Regions from separate parts of the Homo sapiens genome. Here region 1 is linked to region 2. Evidence: read pairs that join two places in POLR2A ChIA-PET (ENCODE). Cell type or tissue: Caco-2. All regions are shown on one strand. Each heading gives the region's core, and the rest is flanking DNA. Links, peaks and the distances in the headings are about the cores only.

Region 1 (5,377 bases), core at 99-5,098, 160 kb after region 2:
CTGTAGTCCCAGCTGCTCAGGAGGCTAAGGCTGGAGAATCTCTTGAACCCAGGAGGTGGAGGTTGCAGTGAGCCAAGATCACACCACTGCACTCCAGCCTGGGCAACAGAGCAAGACTCCGTTTCAAAAAAAAAAAAAAAGAAAAAAAGAAAATAGGCAAACAGCCAGGCACAGTGGCTCATGCATGTAATCCCAACACTTTGAGAGGCCAAGGTCGGGCAGATAGCTTAAGCCCAGGAGTTTAAGACCAGCCTGGACAACATGGTGAAACCCAGTCTCTACAAAAAATTTAAAAATTAACTGGGCATGGTGGTGTAAGCCTGTATTTCCAGCTACTCAGGAGGCTGAGGTGGGAAATCACTTGAGCCCAGGAGGCGGAAGTTGCAGTGAGCTGATATTACACTACTGCACTCCAGCCTGGATGACAGAGTGAGACTCTGTCTCAAAAAAAAAAAATGGGCAAACAATATCAATTGATATTTCTCCAGAAAGATGTACAAATGACCAACAAGCACATGAAAGCATGCTGAACGTCATTAGTCATTACAGAAATACAAATCAGAACTATAATAAGATACCGCTTCACACCTATTAGGATGACTATAATGAAAGCGATGGAAAATAACAAGTCTTGACAGAGATATAGAAAAAATGACACCAGTATACATTGAGGTGGGAATAGAAATAGTGTAGCCGCCATAGTTAACAGTTGGCTTTCCCCAATAAGTTAAACATAGAATTACCATATGACCCAGCAGTTCCGCTCTCAGGTACTCACCCAACATAAGTGAAAACAAGTGTCCATATAAAACTTGTGCAAGAATGTTCATTTAACCACAATTCACACCAGCCAAAAAGCAAAAAAAACTCAATCCATCAACTCATGAATAAACTAATATGATATATTCATACAATGGAATATTATCCAACCATAAAAAGGAATGAAGTATCGATACATGCTACAACATAGGTGAACCTAGAAAACAACACACTAAGTGAAAAAAGGCACAAAAACACACGTGTGATTTCCATTCCTATGAAATATCAGAGGCATATGGGCATTTGCCTAGCCTCAGAATGGCAATCTGTAGAGCCCAAAAGCACGCTGTGGGTTGCAGGGCAAGGAGGAATGGGGAATGCCTGCTTAGTGGGTACAGGGTTTCCTTTTGGGGTTATAAAAGTCTCTTGGAACTAGATAGTGATGTTGATTGTATAACATCGTGAATACTCAAAATATCCCTGAATTGTATACGTTAGAGTGGTTTAAAAAGTCAATTTTATGTGCATTTTACCACAGCAAAAGAATGCATACACACATGCATCTTCACGCTCACAAAGGGGACGGGCTGAGATCTGAAGGGCATGGCTTATGCCACCATCAGAATATGGCTCCCAGAGAGGAGTTACCCACACACTGGCTGGTGGTGAGCACAGATAACTACAGGAGTCTGGGCTGTCGCTGGCTGCATAGAAGAGGCCCTGAGCCTTCCTGTGTGAGCGCAAGGTCAGCAACCACAGTCACAGCTCCGGCTTCTCTTCCTGTCCTGCCCCGGGAGCACATCCTGCGGGGCTGTGTTTCCTGCCTGGTTGAGAATCTAGTTGCCAAACCACCTTTCCTCTGAAGGAATCAACCATGATTTTTCCCCATTTTTCACTTTTATATTACTGGCTAGGTAGTCACCACATCCCATAATAAAACTCCATTCTGGCCCTATCCAGTACTACTCTTACAAATGCAGAAGCAAAGGACTTGAGTGGACATTTGTGCAATATTGAATAGCTGTTTAACATTTCAGCAATATTGAATAGCTGTTTAACATTTCAGCAATGTTGAGTTGCAGGCATGCTTTATGTATTCCTCTGTCCATTTTAGGAGAGCCTTTTTTTCTCCCTCCATACCCATTATTATTTCATGTCAGTGCCAGACAGATCGGATGAGCAAGCAAATAGACCCTCTTTCCAAGCCTTCATGAAAAGACTGTAACCTTAATTCTTTACAGCCTCTTCTCTCCTTGAGCAGCTTCCCAGGGAAAGTCAGCCAGCCCCAGGCAACTGGAGTGCCACACCTTAAAGCCGCACCTCAGCCTCAGGGTGCTCTTACAGAGAAGGTTTGTGCTGTAGAAAATTGCAGTTGTGTTTGGGCACATAGCTTTTCAAATTGAAAAGTTTTTCATTAGAACCTTGAGTCTAGCTGGGCGCAGTGGCTCACGCTTGTAATCTCAGCACTTTGGGAGGCTGAGGCAGGCGGATCACTTGAGGTTAGGAGTTTGAGACCAGCCTGGCCAACATGGTGAAACCTCATCTCTACTAAAAATACAAAAAATGGCCGGGCATGAAAGCCAGGTGTGGTGATGTGGTGGCACACACCTGTGATGCCAGCTACTTGGGAAGCTGAGACATGTGAACCGTTTGAACCCAGGAAATGGAGGTTGCAGTGAGTCTCAAAAAAAATAGGCCAGGCACAGTGGCTCACACTTGTAATCCCAGCACTTTTGGGAGGCCGAGGCAGGTGGATCACCTGAGGTCGGGAGTTCCAGACCAGCCTGGCCAACATGGTGAAACCCCATTTCTACTAAAAATACAAAACTTAGCTGGGCATGGTGGTGGGCGCCTGTAATCCCAGCTACTTGGGAGACTGAAGTGGGAGAATCTCTTGAACCCGGGGAGGCGGAGGTTGCAGTGAGCTGAGATGGAGCCACTGTGCCCCAGGCTAGGTGACAGAGCAAGACTCTGTCTCAAAAAAAAAAAAACAAAACAGAACCTTGAGTTGTAGAACGTTGAGTAGTGTCTTCACAGTTGCTGAGTAACTAAAATCATAAACGGATGTACTACAGAGGTGACTCATTAAGGTAATAGTACTAAATGCACTTTATCTAAACCTCATCTCCTTGACAATGTTTTCTTTCTTTCTTTTTTTTTTTCTTTTTTTTTTTTTAAGATAGAGTCTCACTCTGTTACATAGGCTGGGGTGCAGTGACACGGTCTCAGCTCACTGCAGCCTTCACCTCCCGGGTTTAAGCGATTCTCCTGCCTCAACCTCCCAAGTAGCTGGGATTACAGGTGTGCACTACCACGCCTGGCAAATTTTTGTATTTTTAGTAGAGACAGTTTCACCATGTTGGTCAGGCTGGTCTCAAACTCCTGAGCTCAAATGATCTTCCTGCTTTGGCCTCTCAAAGTTCTGGGATTACAGGCGTGCACCACCATGCTCAGCCTGTTCTCTCCATTTTAAGCCTACAGGGATTCCTATAACAAATAGAGCAGTCCTTTTCTAAATGCTGAGTACTGGGCACTATGCCAGGGTACTTTATATTTTGTCTGTAATTCTCAAAACACCATGAGAAAGTTGTGTTTTCACAGTTTAAAAATGAGGAAACTGAGTCTCCAGGCAGGTGAGTAATTTACTGAAGGTCATACAATTAAAACTTTGAAGCAGTTCTCAGACTCCAAAACCTAGGCTCTTTTCACTGTTTAATGTCACAAAAAAGCCATAAGTGATCATTTTATGTGAAAATAAATAAATGCTTAATGGCCATATTTTTTTCCTCCTCATCTTCCCTCCCAGCTCCAAATTATGTTTTCTTATTTCAGTGAAGAAAAAATGACTGCTGCCCGCATTAGAAAATGCCACAAGTGTGGGACTGGCCTCATCAAATCTGAAGGCTGCAACCGCATGTCTTGCCGCTGTGGTGCCCAGATGTGCTACCTCTGTCGAGTTTCTATTAATGGATATGACCATTTCTGCCAACATCCCCGCTCACCAGGAGCCCCTTGCCAGGAGTGTTCAAGATGCTCTCTCTGGACCGATCCCACTGTAAGTAGACACATGGCTGCCTATTGCTTTATAGGGAGAAAATAGAAATATATTTTTATGACAAATATTTTGAATATACGTAACAAAATTTGACTTAGGAGAAGAATATAGGAAATTACATAGACTGATAACCAAAGAAAAAATTTGAGAAACTAATTATCAGCTACTCCTCATGCTGCTCAAAGCAGCATGCCCTAACAGTTTTATAGGCAAATTCTTTTAATTCTTCAGGAAATAAAACTCTGTGCCCTCTGAAATATTCCAGAGCAAAGTAAGGAAACTTACACATGTATCTGTTCAAAGCCAGCATAACGCTGATTCCAAAGCCTGACGGAGATAGCCCTAACAAAGAAAACTACAGATTTTCTTATGAGACTCACTTATAATCTAGATTTTAAATTATGTAAATAAAATATTAGCAAATAGAAAGCATGACCAAGTGAGTTTGTTCTAGAAATGCAATGATGGTTTAATATTAACAATTCTATTAACGTAAATCATTATATGGTATCTGTAGATGGTGAGAAGACATTTAAGAAATCAAATCAAATATTTCTTCTTGATTTAAGCTTTAAAAATACAGTATTTTAGAGGAGGAGCAAGGCTGGCAAGGAAATTAAACACATAGGGTCTGTTTGGGGATCGGAAAGAAAGCAGGTGAGGTTTGCAGGTGGAGAGAGCCACAGGGAGGTGACAGCGATTGGCCCAGGGGCCGGCCTCAGATCTGGAGTGTGATGAGAGCCATTTCAGGGCATTGTAGGGGCTATGTTTCCCAGGTCACACTAGCTACTACGCTGGGGAGAGAGAGGACAGCATGAAGGGAATGACTTTTATAATCTTGGAGAAGATAAGGTTTTTCTTGCATTACATCAAGGCCAGACTAAAAAATAATAAATTCTCACTGGCAAATGACATCATAAACAAAGATTAGGGATACATGAAAAACTGGGGGAGAGGGTCAGGCACAGTAGCTCACGCCTGTGATGCCAGCACTTTTGAAGGCCAAGGTGGGCGGATCGCTGGAGCCGAGGAGTTCAAGACAAGCCTGGTTAACATAGTGAGACCCCCATCTCATTAAAAAAAAAAAAAAAAATTGGCCGGGCGCGGTGGCTCACGCCTGTAATCCCAGCACTTTGGGAGGCTGAGGCGGGTGGATCACAAGGTCAGGAGATCGAGACCATCCTGGCTAACATGGCGAAACCCCGTCTCTACTAAAAATACAAAAAATTAGCCGGGCGTGGTGGCAGGCGCCTGTAGTCCCAGCTACTCAGGAGGTTGAGGCAGGAGAATGGCGTGAACCCAGGAGGCAGAGCTTGCAGTGAGCTGAGATCATGCCACTGCACTCCAGCCTGGGCGACAGAGCGAGACTCCGTCTCAAAAAAAAAAAAAATTAAGGCTAGGCACGGTGTCACATGCCTATAATCCTAGCACTTTGGGAAACCAAGGCGGGTGGATCACCTGAGGTCAGGAGTTCAAGACCAGCCTGACCAATATGGTGAAACCTGTCTCTAATAAAAATATAAATATTAGCCGGGCATGGTGTTGGATGCCTGTAATACCAGC
Region 2 (5,377 bases), core at 265-5,264:
CACAGCCGGGCGCGGTGGCTCACCCCTGTAACTCCAGCACTTTGGGAGGCCGAGGCAGGCGCATCACGAGGTCAGGAGATCAAGACCATCCTGGCTCACACGGTGAAACCCTGTCTCTACTAAAAATACAAAAAATTAGCCTGGCGTGGTGGCGGGCGCCTGTGGTCCCAGCTACTCAGGAGGCTGAGGCAGGAGAATGGCGTGAACCTGGGAGAAGGAGCTTGCAGTGAGCTGAGATAGCCACACTGCACTCCAGCCTGGGCGACAAAGTGAGACTCCGTCTCAAGAAAAAAAGATCTGGCTGTGCACAATGGCTCATGCTCAGAATCCCAGTATTTTGGGAGGTTGAGGTGGAAGGATTGCTTGAGCTCAAGAGTTTAAGACCAGCCTGAGCAATATAGTGAGACCTCATCTTTTTTAAAAAATAGTAATTTAAAACAAAGATTAAAACCTGCTCAGAGGAGCATTATAGAAGGCTTCTCCTCCCACCACACCTTACCACCACTCTCCCCCAGGTCTATCTATAGCAGCTCCTTTTACCCAATAAATTATGTCCAGTTATCGGGAAAAAAATTACAAGGCATAATAAAATGGAAAAAACATCCAGAAGCTTTGTAGATGATGTTTTTCTAAAAAGTCAGCCGGGCACGGTGGCTCACGCCTCTCATCTCAGCACTTTGGGAGGCCAAGGCAGGCGGATCACCTGAGGTCGGGAGTTCGAAACCAGCCTGGCCAACATGGTGAAACCCGTCTCTACTAAAAAAATACAAAAATTAGTCAGGCATGGCGGTGTGCACCTGTGGTCCCAGCTACTCGGGAGGCTGAGGCAGGAGAATCATTTGAACCCAGGAGGCGGAGGTTGCAGTGAGCAAAGATGGCACCACTGCACTCCAGCCTGGGTGACAGAGCGAGATGCCGTCTCTGAATAAATAAATAAATAAAGAGGTGGAGAAAGCCATACTGTGATAATACTAAACAAAGCAGACTTCAAAGCAAAGAAAGTTGTCAGAGCTTAAGAGGCATTACAGCCAGGTGTTCCATTCACATCGATAATCCCAGCACTTTAGGAAACCAAGGTGGTTGGGGGGATTGCTTGAGCCCAGGAGTTTGTGATCAACCTGGGCAACATAGCAAGACCCTGTCTCTACAATAAATAATAATAAAAAAAATCAGCTGGTCATGGTGGTGCATACCTGTAGTCCCAGCTACTTAGGAGACCAAAACTGGAGGATCACTTGATCCTGAGAGCTCCAGACTTCAGTGAGTCATGGTCACACCACTGTACTCCAGCCTGGGTGACAGAATGAGACCCTGTGTCCAAAAAAAAAGGGGGGGGCATTACAGAATGATAAAGGAGTCAATTCTCCAAAAACACATAATTAATCCCTAATGTGTATGCACCTAACAGAAGCATCAAAATACATGAGGTTAGAAGTGCTGGAACTAGGCCGGGCACAGTGGCTCACGCCTGGAATCCCAGCACTTTGGGAGGCCGAGAAGGGTGGATCACCTGAGGGCAGGAGTTCAAGACCAGCCTGGCCAACATGGTGAAACCCCATCTCTACTAAAAATACAAAAAATTAGCCGGGAGTGGTGGCAGGCACCTGTAATCCCAGCTACTTGGAAGGCTGAGGCAGGAGAATCGCTTCAACCAGGGAGGTGGAAGTTGCAGTGAGCTGAGATTGCACCATCGTACTCCAGCCAGGGCAACGAATGAAATTCTGTCTCAAAAAAAAAAAAAAAAGGGTGGAATGGCACAGAGAAATTGATAAAGTATGATGGTACTTCAAGACTTACTGTAAAGCTACGGTAATCAGGACAGTGTGATATTAGTGAAAAAATAGATAAATAGATCAATGAGCCAGGTGCAGTGTCTCACGCCTGTAATCCCAGCACTTTGGGAGGCCAAGGCAGGTGGTTCACTTAAGGTCAGGAGAATGAGACCACCCTGGACAACATGGCGAAACACTGTCTCTTAAAAAACAAAATAGATCAATTGAATAGAACAGAGATCTCAGAAACAGACCCACATAAATAGAGTCAAATGACCTTTGACAGAAGAGCAAAGGCAATACAATGAGCAAAGACAAAGACGGTCTTTTTAACAAATGTTGCTGAACAACTGGATGGACATCCACATGCAAACAACTGAGTCCAGACTCTGACCTTACACACTTCACAGAATTAATTCAGATGGATCAGAGACCTAAATGTAAAGTTCAAAACCATAAAACTTTTAGAAGGTAACACAGGAGAAAATCTAGATAACTTCAGGTTTGGCAATGACTTTTTAGATACAACGCCAAAGGTGGGATTCATGAAAGAAAGAATTGGGCTGCACGCAGTGGCTCACGCCTGTCATCCGAGCACTTTGGGAGGCTGAGGTGGACAGATAACCAGGGGTCGGGGGTTCGAGACCAGCCTGACCAACAAGGAGAAACCCCATCTCTACTAAAAATACAAAATTAGCCAGGTGTGCCGGAACATGCCTGTAATCCCAGCTACTCGGGAGGCTGAGGCAGAAGAATCGCTTAAACCTGGGAACGGAGGTTGCAGTGAGCGGAGATAGTGCCATTGCACTCCAGCCTGGGAAATGAGTGAAATTCCATCTCAAAAAAAAAAAAAAAAAAAAAAAAAAAAGAATTGCTAAGTTGGACTTCATTGAATTAAAAAATTTCTTCTTTCTGAAAGATGTTGTCAAGAGAATGAAAAGACAAGCCACAGACTGGGAGAAAATATTTGCTAAAGACATAGCTGATAAAGAAGGACTGTTAACCAAAATATACAAAGAACTCTTAAAACTCAACAACAGGAAAACAACCTGATTTTTAAATGGGCCAAAAAACCTTAAGAGACATCTTTCCAAAGATACACAGGTGGCAAACATGCATATGAGAAGATGCTTCATTTCGTATGTCATTGGGAAAATGCAAATTAAAACAATGATATCACTACAAACCTATTAGGATGACAAAAATCCAGAACATGGCAGGGCATGGTGGCTCATGCCTGTAATCCCAGCACTTTGGGAGGCCGAGGCGGACGGATCACCTGAGGTCAGGAGTTTGAGACCAGCCTGGCCAACATGGTGAAACCCCATCTCTACTAAACATACAAAAATTAGCTGGGCATGGTGGCAGGCGCCTGTAATCCCACTACTTGGGAGGCTGAGGCAGGAGAATTGCTTGAATCCGGAAGGCAGAGGTTGCAGTGAGCCGAGATCGCGCCATTGCACTCCAGCCTGGGGGATAAGAGTGAGACTTCGTCTCAAAAAAAAAAAAAATCCAGGACACTTGGCTGGGCGTGGTGACGCATACCCATAGTCCCAGCTCCTCAGAAGGCTGAGGCGGGAGGATCAATTGAGCCCAGGACGTTAGGGCTGCAGTGAGCTATGATGGCACCACTGCTCTCCAGCCTGGGTGACAGAGCGAGACTGTCTCAGTGGAAAAAAAAAATTAATGCTGTATGATTCCAACTATATTACATTCAGAAAAGGCCCAACTATGGAGACAGTAAAAGGATCCGTTGCTAGGGTCTGGAAACAAAAGGTTGCCAGGGACAACCTTTTGTCCCTGGGACGGATGCATGAAGGGAGGGATGCATGAAGAGGCAGAGCACGGAGGATTTTTCGGGCAGGGAAACGCCTCTGAGAGAGCTCTAAGAGTGGATGCATGTTCTGACACATTTATCCAAGCCCATGACATGCACCACACCAAGAGGGACCCTAATGCAAACTGTGGACTTTGGGTGAAAATGATGTCAATATAGGTTCCCTGATTGTAACAAATGTACCACTTTGGTGGAAGATGATAATGGGAGAGGCTATTAGCACGGGCAGGGAACATGTGAGAACTCTCTGTACCTTTCGCTCAATGTTGCTACGAATCTAAAACTGGCCTAAAAAAGTCAAGTCTATTAAAAAAAAAAAGACGCAGTGAGCATTGGGAAGAAAGGGACAGAGCACATGCCTTCCTCATGGAAATCATGCAAACATATATTAAAAAAAAAAGACACAGTGAGCATTGGGAAGAAAGGGACAGAGCACATGCCTTCCTCATGGAAATCATGCAAACATATATTAAAAAAAAAAAGACACAGTGAGCATTGGGAAGAAAGGGACAGAGCACATGCCTTCCTCATGGAAATCATGCAAACATATATTAAAAAAAAAAAGACGCAGTGAGCATTGGGAAGAAAGGGACAGAGCACATGCCTTCCTCATGGAAATCATGCAAACATATCTTCTGAAGAAGACCCCCCCTTTTTTTTTTTTTTTTTTGAGATGGAGTTTTGCTCTTTCACCCAGACTGGAGTGCAGTGGCATCATCTTGACTCACTGCAACCTTCAACCCCCAGGTTCAAGCTATTCTCCAGCCTCAGCCTCCCGAGTAGATGGGGTTATAGGCGCCCACCACTACGCCTGGCTAATTTTGATATTTTTTAGTAGAGACAGGGTTTCGCCACATTGGTCAGGCTGTTCTTGAACTCCTGACCTCAGGTGATCCCACCTGCCTCAGCCTCCCAAAGTGCTGGGATTACAAGCGTGAGCCACCGCAGCTGGCCAGACCCTACTTTTGAGTGGGGTCTTCTGCAGATGAGCCTGAGAAGGCCAGCAGGATTAGGTGACAAGGAAGAAGAGAGATCTTTGCATCTTCAGATGTAGGGGAGCACCGCCCATGGCAAATCTGAACATCAGCAGCTCCGGGCACCATAAAGTGGGCACAGGAAGATCAAAAGAGACTGAAGAATCTTTTTTTTTTTTTTTTTGAGATGGAGTCTAGTTCTGTCGCCCGGGCTGGAATAGAGTGACATGCTCTCAGCTCACTGCAACCTCCACCTCCCGAGTTCAAGCAATTCTCCTGTCTCAGCCTCCTGAACAGCTGGGATTACAGGCATGCATCACCACACCGGCTAATTTCTGTATTTTTAGTAGAGATGGGGTTTCACAATGTTGGCCAGGTTGGTCTCAAACTCCTGGCCTCAAGTGATCAGCCTGCCACAGCCTCCCAGAGTGCTGGGATTACAAGCTTGAGCGACCATGCCCAGCCCAAAAGAGGCTGAAGAATCTTAACTTCTAAATTTTATTGATTTAATTACTGTTTGAGTCAGGGTCTCACTCTGTCTCCCAGGCTAGAGTGCAGTGGTGCAATCATAGCTCACTGTAGCCTCCAACTCCTGACCTCAATCAATCCTCCTGCCTTAGCCTCCCAAAGTGCTGCACTTACAAGTGTGAACCACTGTGCCCAGCCCTTAATTTTTTAAAAAAGCTTATAAATCTCAGAAAATATTTCTTTCCGGCCAGGCGTGGTGGCTCACACTTGTAAGCCCAGTACTTTGGGAGGTGGAGGCGGGCGGATCACCAGAGGTCAGGAGTTCA

What was found. Peaks named below come from ENCODE experiments on the same cell type or tissue, not always from the same donor. Only the 100,000 strongest peaks of a DNase experiment are listed, where the experiment ranks them.
Region 1: POLR2A ChIA-PET joins it to region 2 with 11 read pairs; 2 of 35 experiments call an interaction of 5 or more read pairs at or near these places.

What each region holds. Positions count from the first base shown.
Region 1 is chr7:5,639,591-5,644,967 of GRCh38, reverse strand. RNF216 (ring finger protein 216) reads left to right here. Exons shown (of 17, transcript NM_207111.4): 15 at 3,592-3,814. Among named protein-coding and RNA genes, the nearest start is that of RNF216-IT1, 38 kb to the left of the region's middle. RefSeq lists an enhancer at 4,743-5,377. In Caco-2, for the core only: no CTCF peak of the experiment used is centred there; a DNase peak (open chromatin) is centred at 2,067.
Region 2 is chr7:5,802,065-5,807,441 of GRCh38, reverse strand. No RefSeq gene overlaps it. Among named protein-coding and RNA genes, the nearest start is that of RNF216, 23 kb to the right of the region's middle. In Caco-2, for the core only: no CTCF peak of the experiment used is centred there; no DNase peak of the experiment used is centred there.